Regions from separate parts of the Homo sapiens genome. Here region 1 is linked to region 2. The links are chromatin loops, found by intact Hi-C in ENCODE. Cell type or tissue: heart left ventricle. All regions are shown on one strand. Each heading gives the region's core, and the rest is flanking DNA. Links, peaks and the distances in the headings are about the cores only. Region 1 overlaps AOPEP (aminopeptidase O (putative)). Region 2 overlaps AOPEP (aminopeptidase O (putative)).

Region 1 (9,097 bases), core at 2,739-5,238, 70 kb after region 2:
GAGCTATAGCCTGTCCCTCACCTGGACTTGGAATGGGAACTCCTTTAAAGGGTGAAGGAGCCCTGTCTACCAGTACCAAGCAGCAGTTCCCACATAGCAGGGCTTATTCTACCATGAGTAGCTTGAAAATCATTCTCCTTGGCAGGAAAGTTGAATCAAAATGGGAGTTGAGTCATTCTGTTCTTTCTGCCACCTCTTGGCACCTGGTCTTCCTTATGCTCCCAACTTCACCTCCAAAGCCCTTTTTGTTGTCCTGGGCCTTCTCCACTAGCCCATCCTGAAGTTTTGCCTTCTTGGCAGTCATTTTACAGCCTCCCAGCTCTCTTTATGTAGCGTGGGTTTTTCCTTTCTCCAGCATCCCGTTCAACTATTGTCTGTGTTCTCTGAAAACCACCCTTAGCAGAAACTGCCTGTGCAGTCACATGGGTGTCTTGGCTCTCCGTTTTTCTCTGTCTCTTTTGAGAATGTGTCTAGATCATCGCTTGCTGTGTTGAATGGGACAATATAGCACTCAGACCATTGCATTGATTGGTTTCTTATTTTTTCTCCATGTGGTGTTTTGCTTCTCAGAGGAATTTCTGATACATGGGCAATCAAGACCTGAGGACATTTTGGTTTTGTGTTGATACTCATTGCTTTTCTGAGTTTCATCTTTCATTTTCCCACCCTGATTATTAAAATGTGTGGAGTTTGTTTGCATTTTCCACAGTTCTGCTAACTACAGAGTTTCTCCTTATCACCTTCTTTAGCAGCCGACCCGGGACGCTGAGACTTCTTATGGGTACCCACCACTGGGTCCTTTCACTCTCAGGAGGACAGAATAAACCTTGTTTATTTTCCCGTGGCTCCTCAGAGGGATCCTCCTTCTGTCTTAAATCATCTTAGCAATTGCCTTTTTCAACACCAGAGGAATATCTTTCTGTGTCTGCTGCAGGCTGATGGTCCCAGTGGGGAAGCCCTTCCTGCTGGGTAGCTGTTAAATCCATTTTGAAAAGCATACAGACAGTCACACCTGCCAAATACCAGCGGTGTTGATACAATACAAATTTATTAGTTAAAGGTTTATTCACAACCTTTTGGTAGCACTGCAAATGCTAGTCAGTGGCAAATGTTCATTATTCACAGTTTATAGATAGGAAAATTGTCACCGAAAACAAACAGTGGATAGAGAATTCCTGTGCTTTCATCATTCTGCCTTCATTTTTTACCCAGAGGTGTCTTCGTGGAGCGGTGTAGACCAAGGGGATGAGTGTGTAAGGAAGATGCCCAGACCTAGCTTAGTAGGACTTTATGTGGCTCTTGAAATTTGTTGTTTCTTTTATTTATTTTCTGATGATGATGAGTCAAGGAGCAAGCTTAAAGACCAGCCCTTAAAGGGTTTGCATTCAAAATCAGCAGTCTCACCAAGGGAGAGTATAGGCTACATTTGTGTGTGGTGTCATTAAAACCTTTTCATTTTGGAATAGGTTTAGACTCCCAAGAAATTACTGTAGTAGTAGAGTGAGTTCCTGTGTCCCCTCCCCCAGCTTTCCCCCATGACAGCATCTCACATGCGTAACTATGGTGCCATGTCTTCTTAATGTCTTTGCCTGTCAGAGGAAGGTTTAGTTGATGCTACTGGAGGCTCAGTCAGAACATAGTCGGAACACAGAACGCAGATAATAGCCACATTTACATTGAGCTACTGAATGCCAGGAGGAGCTCTGGCTGAGTGCTCTGGTGCCACTCAGCTCTGGGAGCTGCCCCAGTGACTCTTACTGTCACCTTTTCACAGATGAGGGAGCCGGACTGCATGGGGCTTATGTTCAAGATCACATGGCAGTGGAGAGACTTGGGTCCAAGCCCTCACCCAGTGGTCATGCTCCTTCCCCTGCAGGTCTCACCTGTGCATCTGGGGCTCAGATGGGCACTGTTGGCCAGTCTCTACACAAGGGTCAGATTTCACTTCCTCCATTGTTGCAGGGTGAGTGAGGTCCTGCTCTCAAAGCTGTCAAACCTGGTGGGGCAGCTGCGACTAACAGAAACACTGAGATGTTGAAATGATCATTAATTCCCTTCTGTCTCATTTCTGGGATGCTTAGTCCCTGGCTCAGGCGTGGCAGCAGCAGGTTTATAGTTGAAGAATCTCTTGTGGCTCTCATGCTGACTGCTGGGAGTGTGAGAGGAAGAGTGCTGCTGGAGGGCCCGCCTGGGTGGGGGCAGAGCAGCAGGTGGGTATTCAGACCCAGCTGACATGCCAGAGGACAGTTCAGAGGCATTTTCTCAAATCCCACCCTTGGGGTTATCCTGCAGGATTGGACCTTTCTTCAGGAGGCCCGATTCGAAATCAAATCATTATGTATCAAATATCACTGCCACCTGCCCACTCTTTAAATATCCACATTGCCTCTGTGGTTGTGGTGGAAAAGGAAGGCGTGGGGAAGGGAAAGGGCACGTCAATCTCAGTTGTTGCATTTGGTGCCAAGTACAACAGAAACCAAGGGCATTTGAGCTCAGATGACCTTGGTAACTTGATCTCTCACATTCCATGTATTCCAGCCAAAGAAATAAACACCAGAGTGTAATGTCTAAGAGATACTGAACACTTTTGCTTTTATGGAATGCTTCCACATGACCTGAGCCTCACTGCAGACTTTACAGGTGAGGAAGCTGAGCTTCAGGGAGGGTAAGCAATTCCTCTAAGGTTCTCCACTTAGTACTTGGCACAGCCAAGATGGGGACCTGGATCTTGGGGGGGCCCCAGAGTGTAGCAAGGACTTTGGTGTTCTGTGGACCTGGGTTCTTAACCTCGACTCTGCCACTAACCAGTTTTGTGGTCTTCTCTAGGACTCACTTTCTTTAACTTTTAAATGGGCATAAACAGGATGTGGCCTCATCAGGATCTTATGAGGGAAGAGGGTGTGATGCATAATAAGAAGAGCTTGGCTGAGTACCTGGCACAGAGGATAACCAGGAAACGTTAGCTGTTAGTACTAGTCCAGTTAGAAACGAATCTGGCTACAATTATTGCAGCAATAAAGCAATGGTTGACTTAAACAAATGGTAGTTATCTTTCACACACAATACAAAGTCAGAAGGCAGGCATCCCCAGGCTGGCCAGGAGCAGCATGATGATAGTAAAGGCTGTTTGCCTTCCTTCAGTCCATTCTGCTCTCCACAGAATCCTGGTTTGCTGCCTCATGGTTGCAAGATGGCCATCACTGCTCCATCCACCAGGCTTGTGGGGAAGAGGTGCGGTAGCAGTCACATTTTCCCCCTTTATAAGGAAAGCAAAAGCTTTCCCAGAACCCCACCCAGCATGGAATCACAGCAGACATCTGCTTTTTTCATTTTGGCCTGGACTAAGTGCCACAGCTGCAAGAGACACTTAGAAAATGAGCATTAGCTTTTCAGATTCAGTCATACAAGTGGCAAGGAAGAAGGCAAATGAGAATGGGAGTAGACCGACCAGTTGGATTTGCCACAGCCCTTCCTGCCTCTCACACTGTCATTTTAAAAAAAATTTTGCATTGGTCCTCAGGTGCATAGGGCTTAGTTCATCCTAGTCGTGTGCCAGTGGCACATGAGTGGCAAAGCCCCTTTTCTAGACTGATGGCCTTTCCTGCTCGCAAGTGTATGCTGTTTCATGTACGTGCATCGCTTAAGTTTTTAAATGAAACATAACATAGATACATTAAAGTGCACAAGTCTTTGCTAGATGGCTCAAAGGATTTTTATGATTTATCCCCATGAAAGTACATTCAGATCAATCTATAGAACAGTCCCAGCATCTCAGAAACCTTCCTGTTTCTCTGCTGTCTGTCAACACTCCCTCCCAAGGTGACCATTATTCTGATCTCTATCCCCATAGGTCAGTTTTGCCTGTTCTTGGATTTCATTGACATGGACTTGTACATGTGTGTGTGCACTTCGTGGACCTGACTTCTTTGGCTGACCTGTGAGAGTCATCTGTGTTACTGTGTGTGGTTGTAGTTCATCTGCTTTCTCCGGTACTTTGTCTCTCTACGCAGACCTGGTATTAGTAGCATTGTGAGAACCAGAGTAGCACAGAGATGGAAGTTTCCTGTTTCCATTCATAGAGTGTCATTTCCTCCTAGAAACCACCCCCTCTGATTTCTTGCAAAGCTTGCCTGTGCACTGCCCTCTCCAGCAGCAAGCTGCTATCAAAGGAATCTCTTGGGGACTTGTATATTGGCTTTGAATGCTGTCAGCAGGAAGAATTTTCTTGAGCACTTCTTCATTTGGAGAGGATGGAAGAAGAGAGTTAGAGAGGGATGCTTTCGGGAAGGACATTTTTAGGCAAAGGAAAAAACAGCAACTGAAGGCGTCATTGGGAACTGGAACCTGGAAGCCAGCCTTCTGAGCAGAGATTTACATCATTCTTCTGTGTTCCTCCCCTTCGAGCAGTCTCAATTCAGGGCTCAAGGGCAAAAAAGACGCACGGCAACTCTGCCTGTCTTAGGGCTGGGCAACCTAGTTTGAGTTCAGACTGACTCTTGAGAAGTCTCCCTTCCCCCAGACAGTGGGTGATGGGCTTTCCTTATCAAAGCTAGTGTGGCTTTCTTACAAAAACATTGCATGGCAGGACAAACCTGAGAGCAGTGAAAAAAGCTGATTCTTTTCAGGGGAGTCTTAAATGAAGATGAAATGGATTAGTTATTCTTACAAGTGTGGGCATGTAGGTAAGTCAGGGATCGAGTAGAAAAATGAAAAGTATGCAGTTAGCTCTGATGGTTTTCATCATCATCTTTCCTTTAGGTATCTGCTGATTCTGTGCCTTGTGTCTGCTGGGATAATGTCCCAGAGTATTCAGCTAAGACTTAATCAGGGATCCTGTTTGCTAAAATGGAATATTTTATTAAGTTTATTAGGTAATTTCTGTATCCCTGGCCCTTGCTAGGGGCTTTGCAATGTATTATTTCAGTTATTCTCTGCAGGATCAGGGAAGGTGGGTAGGATTATTCCCATTTTACAAGTGAGTAAATGAAGGTTAGTAAGTAACAGGTAGTAAGAAGTAAGGCTGCTAGTCTAAACTAGGTCTCATATTCCAAAGGCTGCATACCTTCTGCACCACCACACTACCTTTTAAAATAACCCCTTGCTTTTCTGATGCACCAACCCTCTCGTGGTTCCTTGCCTTCCTTCACCTCAACACTCCTCAGTGTTGATCCAGTGAGTGGCCGGTTTTAGAACAGCCGAAAGCTGTAAATACCTCCTCACTTATTTTGATTCAGCTGTTGAAGCTATACTGTAACACTGCACAAATCTTTACTAGATGGCCCAAAGGATCTGTTACATTTTATTTAAAATATTTAAAATTTTAAAGCCAAATAGCACAGTGGAAAAGATCTTCATGGAGAATAAGGAGTCGCTGGTTTCAGTCCTAATGTCACTACAAATCAAAACAAGGCATAAAGCTGGGCGTGGTGGCTCACACCTGTAATCCCAACGCTTTGGGAGGCTGAGGTGGACGGATGGCTTGAGCTCAGGAGTTCGAGACCAGCCTGGCCAACATGGCGAAACCCCATCTCTACAGAAAAAAACAAAAATTAGCTGGGTACGGTGGCAGGCTTCTGTAATCCCAGCTACTTGGGAGGCTGAAGCAGAAGGATCATTTGAGCTCAGGAGGCAGAGGTTGCAGTGAGCCAAGATCGCACCACTGCGCTCCAGCCTGGGTGATGGGAGTGAAACCCTGACTCGAAGGAAAAAAAAGACTTTGAGTGGACCGTGACTATCCAGTCCAATCTTTTGGCTTCCCTGGGCCACATTGGAAGAAGAAGAATTGTCTTGGGCCATGTGTAAAATAAGCTAACACTAACGACAGCTGATAAGCTAAGGAAAAAATCGCAAAAAAATCTCGTAATGTTTTAAGAAGTTTATGAATTTGTGTTGGGCTGCATTCAAAGTCATCTTGGGCCACATGTGGCCCATGGATGGGCTGTGGGTTGGACAAACTTACTGTAGAACTAATGTCTGTGTGCCTCAGTTTACCTTGTGTGAAATGAGGAAGTTGAAGTATGTGATTCTTGATGTTCCCACCTGTTCTAAAAACATGAGCTTCTATGACCTTTTTTTGTAATTCTAATATGGGTGGAAAGTACAAATATTTATTAAAGGAGCCTTAATTACTAAGTGCAAATCCAGAGAAGTGGATAACATTGAGGCTTTCAAAATTTTTTGAAAGAGATATAAGTTCTTTACTTTTCCAAGTAAAGCTTCATTTTCCATTGCATTTCCCAGTCTGTCATCAAAAAAGGGTATACGTTCTTAGATAATTTATAGTAGAGCTTAGAACCCTTGAGGGTCTGGCAGACTTTAATTTTGGATAAATTGATGTAAAATATTTGCCAATAGCCAACTTCAGGTTCCCAACCCAAATATAAATCCCGTAGACGAGTATGTAATACAAACTGTTCTAAATTATACCTGGTACTGTTGAATAGAATCAGGATGATATTGAGCAACTCTGAAAATAACAAATAAGATGCTATTATGACCTAATTACTTAAGAATGTGCTATACTTAAATAAATTGTTACTAAATCGTTTTAGACCCAGTAAAGACAAAACTGGCCACACAAGTGACTCGGGAGCATCTGTTATCAAGCATGGACTTAATCCGGAGAAGATCTTCATGCAGGTGCATTATTTAAAGGTAAGCACATGTCAGTTGCAGAAGCCAGTGATTGTGGTGCAGCACTTTTTAGGCCACACAATTAAACAATGATGATTAGTAACAAGACTGAGGTGAAAATACTGTAATGATATCTGACTGGCCAGATATCTGAGCGTTCAGTAATTAAAGCACTTCATGCCCAAAAAAGGAGACCAAGTTAGGAAAGACTGAATGAACAAAGGCTGAAATATTCCCTGCCCTGTACCTCTGTTCTCCCTGCCTGAGGAGCAGAACTCTCACTTTGCTGTCAGGTTCCAACTGAAAGACATGGGTGAGAAGGAAGTGTTTTCTGTCGTGAAGGCCTTTCCTGGTAGGGGGAGTAGAGAAGAACTGGGTCTCTCTTCTCTTTTCATCTGCGATGGACAACCAGCCTTCATGTGAACCAAGTCCAAACAAAAATGATGACAACATTAACAAAGGAGTTGAGAACTAATTAATTTCCAGGCCACGCCTTCCTGGTGAAAATGGAAAGGGCAGCCAGGGACAGGTAGGACGGCACATTCTAGATGCACAAGTGCACTATGGGTTAGGTAGGGCTGACTATATAACCATTTTTTTATGAACTCATGGTAGGCCTCTTTTTCTCTCTCTTTTTTCTTTCTTCTAGGGCTACTTCCTTCTTCGGTTTCTTGCCAAAAGACTTGGAGATGAAACCTATTTTTCATTTTTAAGAAAATTTGTGCACACATTTCATGGACAGCTGATTCTTTCCCAGGTAACTTATGGGTCCTCATGAGTCCATGATGTATGACTGGAGGGGGTATGGCACATGAAGATTAGATTATGCCAGTATTAAAGAGTAGGGAAAAGGTTTCCCATTTAATGCAGTGGGAAAAATAGGAAGTTAATGAAATGGACACAAAGAAAGGGTTGCTTCAGGGAAGGTGATCTCTCTGTAGTTTTGAAATAAACTATAACCCAAAGCTGTCTCGTACACAGTGATAGTTAAAGACAAAAATAAAACAATCCTGCCGTTCTCTTTACCTGGACTTATCTTTGGAAGACTGCCTCCTTCTTACCTTCTAGTTTTCAGTTTGAACGCCACAGGCTCCAAGTCACCCGGCTAAACAGATCTGCATCCAGGCTCACGTGTCCCACCCCTTTGCCCTTTCCATTGCCTTCATTGTCATTGCCATTGTCTGTAATTATGTTTTCATCATGGGGCTATTTGTTTCTTTTCGCTGTCCTCCACTCTACGTATATGCCCAACAAGGCCAGACCATTCTATTTCACCAGTACTTAGCACATGATTGGCACACAGTAGGTACTCCATAAATATTTGATCAATAGATTAATAACCAGATACACTGAAATATGCAGACAGCCTGGCCACAAAACTATCAGAGAGAGACCCTGTCAGCTCGTATGGGCATGGGGCCAAGCAGCACATAGCAAGGAAGTTAACAAGGAGTGGCAGGCTCTGAAAAATGACACTCATAACTAATAGAAAATAGGTGATGCATCCTTAGCATAGATTGGACTAATGGACCTTTTTCATATTTGATAATTGTGCTCATATACAGCTGTGAGTCTCATTATCTCCAGTGTTAGATGTAAAGGATGTGCACGTATAATTTGAACACAGATGGAAGAATCACATGAGCGTAACAAGACCGGATGGCTGTTCCTCTATGTTCTTTTTATTTTTGTACTGGGTGTGGGGAAAATCCTCCCTAAGCATATATTTGGAAAAGCAATTCGAAAACTGGTTCAGAAGTCTTACATGCTTGGTTGACTGATTAGTACAAATTCCTACTGCTTGAAGCCACTTCTCACCAAGAGACTGCAGTGTTAAATAAGTGCATTGTATTTACCATGACTTCGGAGGTTTTGATTTTCACTTCCCATGGAACTCTTACTGCTCTCTTAACCAAACTGTTCAGTTCTTCGTTTGCTTCTCTCTTTTTTGTTGTTTTTTTGTTGTTGGAGACAGATTCTCCTCTGTCGCCTAGGCTGGAGTGCAGTGGTGCGATCGCGGCTCACTGCAACCTCCACCTCCCAGATTCAAGTGATTCTCCCGCCTCAGCCTCCCGAGTAGCTGGGATTACAGGCGCTTGCCACGACACCCTGCTAATTTTTGTATTTTTAGTAGAGATGGGGTTTCACCATGTTGGCCAGGCTGGTCTTGAACTTCTGACTTCAGGTGATCTGCCCACCTTGGCCTCCTAAAGTCCTGGGATTACAGGTGTGAGCCACCACACCCAGCCCGTTTATCTCTTTTGAAAAGCTTCATTGTTTCTTCATAGCAACTTTATTGAGATAAAATTCACATACCATAAAGTTAACCCTTTGAAAGTCTACAAGTCAGTGGTTTTTGGTATATTTACAAGATTGTTCAACCGTCATCATTATCTAATTTTAGTACATATTCACCAAACCCAGAAGAAATCATTAGCAGTCATTTCCCCATTTTTACTCCCCC
Region 2 (9,097 bases), core at 6,149-8,648:
TTAAGATTTTATTTATTAATAGTCTCAAGATTTAGCCTTATCTTTCCAATTTTCTTTGATAGGTAAAATCAGTAGCCTTTCTGCTACCCTTTAGGGTGTTAAAGCAGTGAGTTGTGTTGGGGGTTATTTTTCAACCCAGGGTCCATGTTTTTTCACCCACATGATTTTTAATTACTTCACTTCCAGTTAAAGAATGGTATGAAAGTACTGTTTATATGTCTTGTTAAAATAAAAACTTAGACAAATTAAATTTAACAGAGTTTAATTGAGCAAGAAAAAAAAAAAAAAAAAAAAAAAAAGACTCATGAAATCAGGCAGCTCCCAGAGTCAAAATGGATTCAGAGACTTGGGCTGCCACATGGTCAGATAAGATTTATGGACCAGAAAAAGGAAAGTGATACACAGAAAACAGAAGTAAGGTAGAGAAACAGCTGAATTGGTTTATACCTCGACCTTTGCCTTATTTGAAGACAGTTTGAATAGTTGGCCACCTGTGAGTGGTTGAAGTAAGGCTGGAGTGGTTGGCTGAGCCATTGTTATAGAAGCACACTCCTCAGTTACGTTTTCAGTTTGTTATGTACTAAGATTGTAGTTCATTTCTAAGAACTGAAGTAGGTGAGTACGTATGCTTTCTCAGGCTAAATTTTAGTTTGATTTCAGAATTCCACCTGTTTGGTCGGCCTCTCAGTTTTGAGAGATTAACCTAAATTCTGAGCATGGGCACCACTCTCATTACAGTTGTAAATGACTCCTTTGTTCTGAGTATGGAATTCACAGATGACAATGTGAAACTAGCTGAATAATTCTTTCTTACTTACCTAGTTGAAGTGAGACCATTCAACACTCAATAGATAGCTGCATACAAAACATTTAAGACGTGAGAAGACACAAGGCACCAGAGTTACTATTATGATGACTTCCAAGAGGATGATATCAAAAGAGCAAGGAGTTCACAAGCATTCTTATGAAACAAACCAAACCAAATGAAACAAGTCACAATTGAGGCAATATAGGCAGTTCAACAGTATTTGAGTCTAATTGGTCATAGTCCTTGTTCAGGGTCTGATGGTGATTAAGGACCACAGTTGCTTGTATAATGGCCTGATTGAAAGAGGTATTCATTTTCATTGTTAGCCTGGTAACACAAGTCATAATAACCCGGAGACATACCTAGAATATATTTAAAGATGACAAAACCTTGGAAAACCCAAGCTTGCCATCCACCATTGAGGATGCCTGCAGACCAACTGTTAGTTGCTCTCATAAACACATCAGTTGCTTTTTCTTTTCTTTTCTTTTTTTTTTTTTTGGAGATGGAGTCTCGCTTTATCCCCCAGGCTGGAGTGCAATGGCGCGATCTTGGCTCACTGCAAGCTCCACCTCCTGGGTTCACACCATTCTTCTGCCTCAGCCTCCCGAGTAGCTGGGACTACAGGCACCCGCCACCACACCTGGCTAATTTTTTGTATTTTTAGTAGAGACGAGGTTTCACCGTGTTAGCCAGGTTGGTCTCGATCTCCTGACCTCGTGATCTGCCTGCCTTGGCCTCCCAAAGTGCTGGGATTACAGGCGTGAACCACTGCACCTAGCCGTGTTCCCTTCTTTTAGGAGATTAATTTCCTTAGTATGTTTGGTGGCAGTATCTAAGGCTACCTTTTAAATTAAGCCTTCTGTAGTAACAAAATCAGGGGAGAGATACTCAGTTTTCCTCAGTACCAAATATAAGCCCCCAACTAGAGCAAAAAGGAGCCCTAAAGTTGCATGATGTTCCATTAAGTGTTTTGGTTGAATGCATATATTGTTATCCACCTTTCAGAGAGGGACATCTACCCATCTGAACCCCTGGGAGGTCTGACTGTCTACAAAATCCAAGATTTTTCCCAATTTACAGATTATCTTTAAATTCTATACAACTGATACCCCACTACTGCCAAAAGTGAGCCCCCAGGAGCCCCACCGGAGTTTCTTCTTAGTTGAAAATAGTTTATCTATTTTAAGGTTGGGGGTAATTTCAGTTATTGATTATTTTGGCCTCTGATCCTAGGAGCTGTTATGGGAATTTGTAGGGGAAGCTATTTGAATGGCCGGAGTGAGCCAGGCTAAATAGCAACATCCAAACCAGACAGGAAGCAGATTTTCCTCAGACCCAATAGAAGCCCATGGGGATTGGAAAAGAGGGTTACCTAGTTGCATTTGTGCAAGGGTCAGTTAAATTTATTTGTCTGTAAATCTGCATAGCTCCTGAACAAAGTTCAGTGGGTAATGTACTTTTTTGGGTTCGTTTATAGCATGCGGTAAGGGTGTATAGCCACATTTAGTAAAAAAATGACCCTACTGGATTTTTTTTTCTTTTCTTTTTTTTTTTTTTTGAGACAGTTTTGCTGTGTCGCCCAGGCTGGAGTGCAGTGGTGCGATCTCGGCTTACTGCAACCTCTGCCTCTGGGCTCAAGCGATTCTCTGCCCCAGGCTCTGGAGTAACTGGGACTACAGGCGCCCAGCACCATACCTGGCTAACTTTTGTATTTTTAGTAGAGACAGGGTTTCACCATGTTGGCCAGGCTGGTCTGGAACTCCTGACCTCAAGTGATCTGCCCACCTTGGCCTCCTAAAGTGCTAGAATTACAGGCATGAGCCACTGTTCCCAACCTCCTACTGGATTTAATCTGGTAACATTATACAAGCAATTACTTGTATCCATATAGCTAATTCCCAGGTCTCAAGTGCGTGATGTCTAGAAGCACAATATACCTTTTGCAGGCATCACTTGGATAGGTTTTCTATGTTTGGTAACAACCAGGTTATTCATTGGAAAAGTTAAAGTGCTGTTTCTAGCGAGTGCAGGAAAGCAAATGAAGCAGTCATTTTTAGAATATCAAGGATAGGTTTCCACTCCCTCCTCCTTTGGAGTTTGAATCACTGCCATTGGGAACATGGAGAGGCATCAATGGAATTGTTTTCTGATTTTTTGGCATTTGCCCACAAACCCAACAGTTACTCTGGTTTTGTGCTAGAACATAAGGTAGAGCTAATGCCATCTAGTGATTATGGTCCCATGGATTTTCCTGTAGGAAAAAGGAAAGTATTGGGATAAAAGATTAGAGGAAAAAAGCAAAAAGCACAAGGCTTTCATAATGGCAGAAAAGTCTTGATCTGTGATCTTGGGAAAGCTGTCCGCATCTAGGATGCTGTCCACTTTCGGGGAGAAGTATTCCTGGTCAGCTTTACCTTAAAGTCTCCAACAGGTGTTCTAAGAGTCTGAAGGGGCCCTTTTGTGTTGTGAGATGTGGACCCAAGGTTACAGGTGTGGGTGTGAGAAGAACTTGGTGTGGTCCTTTCCAACAGGGTTCAAGGGCAGTCTTCCTCTGATGTTATTTCCCGAAGACCCAATTTCCAGGCTCTAGACCATGAAGGATTTGATTGTACTTAGTCAGTGGATCACAAAAAGCTTCCTGTACCTGGTAAAAATACACTTTGGCATAATGCATTAAAACCTTGCGTTATTTAGTCATATCAGAGTTTAGGAGAGTGGAACATCCATTAGGTTCTACTATTAGGGGCATACGTTTCCAGTGACTATTTCATAAGGGGCCAACTTATGTTTTCCAGTGGGAGTGGATCTGATTGCCATTTAATGCCAACAGTAGTACCTTTGGCCAAGACAACCCAATTGGCTCAGCTAACTTTGCCAATTTCAGTTTTAAGATACCATTTGTTCTTTCAGCCTTTCTGTAACTGCCCAGTGGGTTCCCCTTGCCCACTGCCTAGACAGAGCTGATTTATCAAGACAGGGGAATTGCAATAGAGAAAGAGTAATTCACGCAGAGCTGGCTTTGTGGGAGACCGGAGTTTTATTATTACTCAAATCAGTTTCCTCAGCATTCGAGGATCAGAGTTTTTAAGGGTAATTGGGTGGGTGGAAGAACTCAGCTGTCTTCTTGTGCTGAGTCAGTTCCTGGGTGGGGACCACAAGATCAGATGAGCCAGTTTATCAATCTGGGTGGTGACAGCTGATCCAGGGTCTGCAAAATATCTCAAGCACTGATCTTAGGAGCAGTTTAGGGAGGGTTGGAATCTTGTAGCCTCCAGCTGTATGACTCCTAAACTACAATTTCTAATCTTCAGGCTAATTTATTAGTCCTAAAAAGGCCGTCTAGTACCCAGGCAAGAAGGAGGTTTGTTTTGGGAAAGGGTTGTTAGCATCTTTGTTTTAAACTATAAACTAAGTAATTCCCAAAGTTAGTTCAGCATATGTGCAGGAATGAACAAGGACAGCTTGGAGGTTAGAAACAAGATGGAGTTGGTTAGCTCAGATCTCTTTCACTGTCTCAGTTATAATTTTGCAAGTGTGGTTTCATTTCCAGAAGACTGAGGGTGATAAAGGCAATGGTAGTATCACTGCATCCACAACACCTTATTTAACTGCTTTTAACTTACCCAGTAAAATGAGTTTCCCTATCTATAGCTGGAGATTTCTCCAGGAATACCCCATAAAGGAAAAACATTTTCTAATAATTTCTTAGCTGCTGGCACAGCACCAGCTTTTCTACAAAGAAAGACTCGATTTGACCAGAAAACATACAAACTATTACAAAAACTGATACCTCAGCAAGGGCGATAACTGAATAAAGTCCATTTGTAAATGTTCAAATGGTCCATCAGATGGTGGAAATATACTATCTGAAGTTTTTATTGTTTTCCTCGGATTATGAGTTTGGTAAATCAAACATTGGTTGTAACCCATTTTAGCAGTTTTGGAACATATACCTCACCAATTTTTTTTATAATTTGGATCATTTTGTGTGTTCCATGATGAGTTGTGGAGTGCAGGCCTTTTAACAACGGAAGCTTTAAAGACTCAGGAAGGACCAAGTGGTTGTCAGGCCCTTTGTGAATCCACGCTTAACATTGAATTTACATTTTTTTAGATACCAACTTTGTTTTTCCAAATTAAATGCATTGCACTGTTTATTAAATAGATCACCGTATGGGAGTTGATTTGGATCAGTCTTATGGAGTTCATTCAGATTGCATATTCTCACAGTGTCAGCACTAGCTGATTTAACATGCACATCGGCTAGGGCATTCCTTTGATATTCAGATTCAGTTTTACAGGTATCATCTTCAATCTTAATCATAACGATCTGTGATGATAACAGTGTTAACAGGATAGCTGAAAGGAGTTCATCTAACTGGAGTCCCAATAGAAGTGAGAAACCCCTATTGTTTATTTTTTAATAATGTAATTTTTATTATGCATATTTGTCTTTTTTTTTCTTTTTCTTTTTCTTTTTTTCTTTTCTTTTTTTTTTTTTAGACAGGGTCTCTCTCTGTTGCCCAGGCTGGAGTGCCATGGCGTGACCATGGCTCACTGCAGCGTCGACCTCCCAGGCTCAACCCATCCTCCCACCTCAGCCCCCAGAGTAGCTGGGACTACAGGCGCAAGTCACCATGCCAAGATAATTTGTAGAGAAGGGGTTTTGCCATGTTGCCCAGGCTGGTTTTGAACTTCTGGGCTCAAGCAGTCTGCCTGCCTTGGCATCCCAAAGTGTTGGGATTACAGGCATGAGCCATCGCACCTGGTCCCATTGTTTCCATAATGTGCCAAAATTGTGTACTACTCTAAAAGCATATCTGCTATCTTTTTAAATATTTACTGACGTGTCCTTAACTATATGACAAGCTTGGGTGGGAGCAAAAAGCTCTGCCAGCTGAGCGGACTTAAATTGAGGAAGAGTTCCCTTCTCTATTAACTCATTTTGGGCAGTAACAACATACCCTGCCTGATATTTTCCTTCTGAGACTTTGGCATAGGACCCACGAACAAAAAGTATCAACTCAGGATTATCCAATGGAGCATCTCATAAATCAACACAAGGGGCTACTAGTTTGGATACTACACCTACACAATTGTGATCTTTACCACAGTCAGTCAGAGGTAATGGAGTAGCAGGGTTAAGTAGGTTTTAGATGGAGTAGCATTTTAGATGGAGGTCAGAAGGAGGCAGGAGAAAATTTCATAAGATCATAAGATGTTAGTTTTCTTGCTGAAAAATGCTGAGCTTGGTTGGAATTTAATAGACTTTCCACAGCATGTGGAATTTGCAAATTAAGTTCATTCCCTAAAACCAGCTCAGATGAAACTTGTAGCAACTTGGTGGCTGCTGCTGCTTCTATTTTTTTTTTTTTTTTAAGACACAGGATCTGTCTTAGGCTTCCTTTAGTGGTGAAACAGTGTGGCCTAATGGGAGGAGGCTTATTGGTAGACTAACAGAGAAGCAGACAACTCTTTTCCAGTGTCCTGCTTATTTGCAAGGAAGGCAGACATCTCGGGGAAAAGAATTTCTTGTTCTAGGATCTATCTCTTGGTTGTGATTTAAAATAAAAAAGAAGGTTCCTTTGGTCTCAGCCCCTGTAACTGTTGTAATTGGTGAGACATAAGCTTGGTAGTCTTTTGGGTTTTTTCTTGCTCCAGAGTCCTCTCAAAATGTTCAGCTAAGGCCACCAATTCAGTCATGTCTGTAACTTCCCATCCAGGTTTATGTTTTTTTAATTAAACTGCTAAGTTTGGGACAGAGTCCATTTATAAATAGAGTAGTTGATGCAGTTCCTGCAGGAAATATTCCTTGCTGTTATTTTGAGCCCCAAATGCTTCACAAGCAGTGTTTCTAAGTGAGTTCTGTCGTCCGAAACTTCTTTTGTCTGTATGGTGGACCAGTCAATTTTTTTGTGTGGAAAAATCTTAGGAATTGAATCTAAAATGATTTTGGCAATGTTTCTAGCTTATTTCAGCCATTCCTGTGAGGGGGTTTTGGAGGGGTCTTTAATACCCTCCTCAGGTTGGCTCCATTCTGCAGCTGTCACTCATTTTCAAGCTTCCACAGGTCCCAGTATCATGTGAATAAACTGGTAAAGGTCAGGGAGTCCTGGATTGTAAGCTCTTATGAGTAAATTTTTGAGGACTTCCCCTTGGGCTAGGGAGTCCTTTACTATGGCTCTAAGCTCAGCTTTAGAACATGGAGTGAAGGTGGTTATGGCGGGAAGGCCTGGCTGATCACAAGCTCTTACTTTGTAAGACATCTGTCCAACTTCTCTTTTTTCGTCATCTTTAAAGGGTGAAAGGGTAATTTGACTAGAAGATTAGTGGAGCAAATTATTTAGGTAGAGATGGGTAAAGAGAGGAAACAGGGTTATTTCAGAGTACAGTCCTCTTTCGTCATGTTCTTAGTCTGTTGTTTAAAATGTTTGCTTGCTTTTTGCAAAGAATCATTTAAGGAGGCAATTTTTAATTTGTTTAGCCTTTTAGATGCCTTGCATACCAATTAAAGAACACATCTCATTGTTTTGTGGGGTTTTTAAAATCCCCTTTTTTCTAATACGCCTCCCAACTAAACAATCTTATCCAAAATAAAACTTAACTATTGGCTGGGTGGGGTGGCTCACGCCTGTAATCCCAGCACTTTGGGAGGCCAAGGCAGGTGGATCACTTGAGGTCAGGAGTTCAAGACCAGCCTGGCTAGTATGTTGAAACCCAGTCTCTACTAAAAATACAAAAATTAGCTGGATGTGGTGGTGGGAGCCTGTAATCCCAGCTCCTGGGGAGGCTGAGGCAGGAGAATCTCTTGAACGCAGAAGGCGGAAGTTGCAGTGAGCCAAGATTGTGCCATTGCATTCCAGCCTGGGCGTCGCGAGACTCCGTCTCAAAAAAACAAAGCAAAACAAAAAACAGAAAATAAAAACCAAACTTCCCTATTGTGGTCATCTTAATTCTAAGTTGTCTCCAGAAAGGTTAACCCGTTTTTCCAAAAATACGTACATTGTGGACCCATAATTTTTACGGATAAATTTAGCTGGAGTCTCAGAAGCTACAGTCTCTGATTCTTTGGATTGATATGAACACATTATCAAAAAGTTACTTATCTGAAGTCTGGGGCTTCTAAATTCAATCTGATGCTATACCCAGTGCAGTATAAATACTGCTTACATCAACTCAGGGAGCTGAGAACACAAGTCAGTGGAGCTTGGGATTTGAGAGAAAACTCACCCACAAACCTCCAGTTACAAACAAGAGAGCGCACACAATTGGCTCTGCAGGTGCCCCGCTTCGTTGCCTGCTGTTCCAAGGAGTCACTGGAATTGTACTTCACTCTTCACTTCTACTCCAGATCTGATGAAAGAAAAACTTTAGACACATTTAACAGAGTTTAATTGAGCAAGGAAAAAAATGATTTGCAAATCGAACAGCCTTCAGAATCAAAACAGATTCAGAGAAACTTTGGGGCTACCACATGAGCAGATAAGATTTATGGACCAAAAAAAGAAAAAGGAAAATGAGGTACATAAACAGCTGGACTGGTTCCAGCTTGACTTTGCCAGTATGTTAAGGGAGTTTGAACAGTTGGCTGCCTGTCAATGGTTGAAGTGTGGCTAGAGTGATGGGCTGAGGCTCAGCTTTTGTTACAGAAGAAACTCCTCAGGTTTTCAGTTTGTTACACACTAAGTTAAGTTACAATTCAGACTGAAGAACTCAAGGAAGCAAGTATTAATACCAAGGCTTTCTCAGAACAAATTTTAGTTGGATTTAACAGTATAGATCATGATGTATTAGAGTAATAAAGTTCTAAGAATAAGTACCTCTAAGTATCAGAAAAATATATTTCTCTCATCTAACATAAGTTTATTCTTATGAGACAGTTTCAGTTGATGGCAGAGGATGTTAGTTTAAAATGTTAAACATAAGTTGAGGGTTGACCTAGAGATCTGAGAAATTGTATCTGACATACTGAAGACCATGTGAAGAGGATGAGCCAGGAGACCACACAGAATGGTGGGTATTGTGGGACCTCCATCCCCGTCAATATTCTGAAAACTGGGACCCAGAGCAAACTTCTGGCCACCCCTTGATCCATCAGGACTAGACCCCAAGATAGAGTTTCCTCATGGGTTGCTTCTACCTTGACATTTCACGAGGGGCATCCCTGCTTCATGCGCACCTGCCTTGGAAGGCAGAGAGCTGCTTGGACCTGCCCTCTGGGTGTCTGTCCTCATCAGCACAAAGAAGCCCCAATCCGAAGCCTTTGCCCTCCTGATTCTGAGACAG

What was found. Peaks named below come from ENCODE experiments on the same cell type or tissue, not always from the same donor. Only the 100,000 strongest peaks of a DNase experiment are listed, where the experiment ranks them.
Region 1: it touches region 2 in a loop (2.3-fold over the local background); 9 of 110 quality-filtered maps call a loop at or near these places.

Annotation. Positions count from the first base shown.
Region 1 is chr9:94,948,626-94,957,722 of GRCh38, forward strand. AOPEP (aminopeptidase O (putative)) reads left to right here. Exons shown (of 17, transcript NM_001193329.3): 8 at 6,552-6,654; 9 at 7,283-7,390. Among named protein-coding and RNA genes, the nearest start is that of AOPEP-AS1, 7.6 kb to the left of the region's middle. RefSeq lists silencers at 1,809-1,987, 3,888-4,117. In heart left ventricle, for the core only: no CTCF peak of the experiment used is centred there; no DNase peak of the experiment used is centred there; H3K27ac peaks cover 2,500 bases.
Region 2 is chr9:94,875,074-94,884,170 of GRCh38, forward strand. All of the region lies in intron 5 of AOPEP (aminopeptidase O (putative)), which reads left to right. Among named protein-coding and RNA genes, the nearest start is that of AOPEP-AS1, 66 kb to the right of the region's middle. In heart left ventricle, for the core only: no CTCF peak of the experiment used is centred there; no DNase peak of the experiment used is centred there; H3K27ac peaks cover 1,601 bases.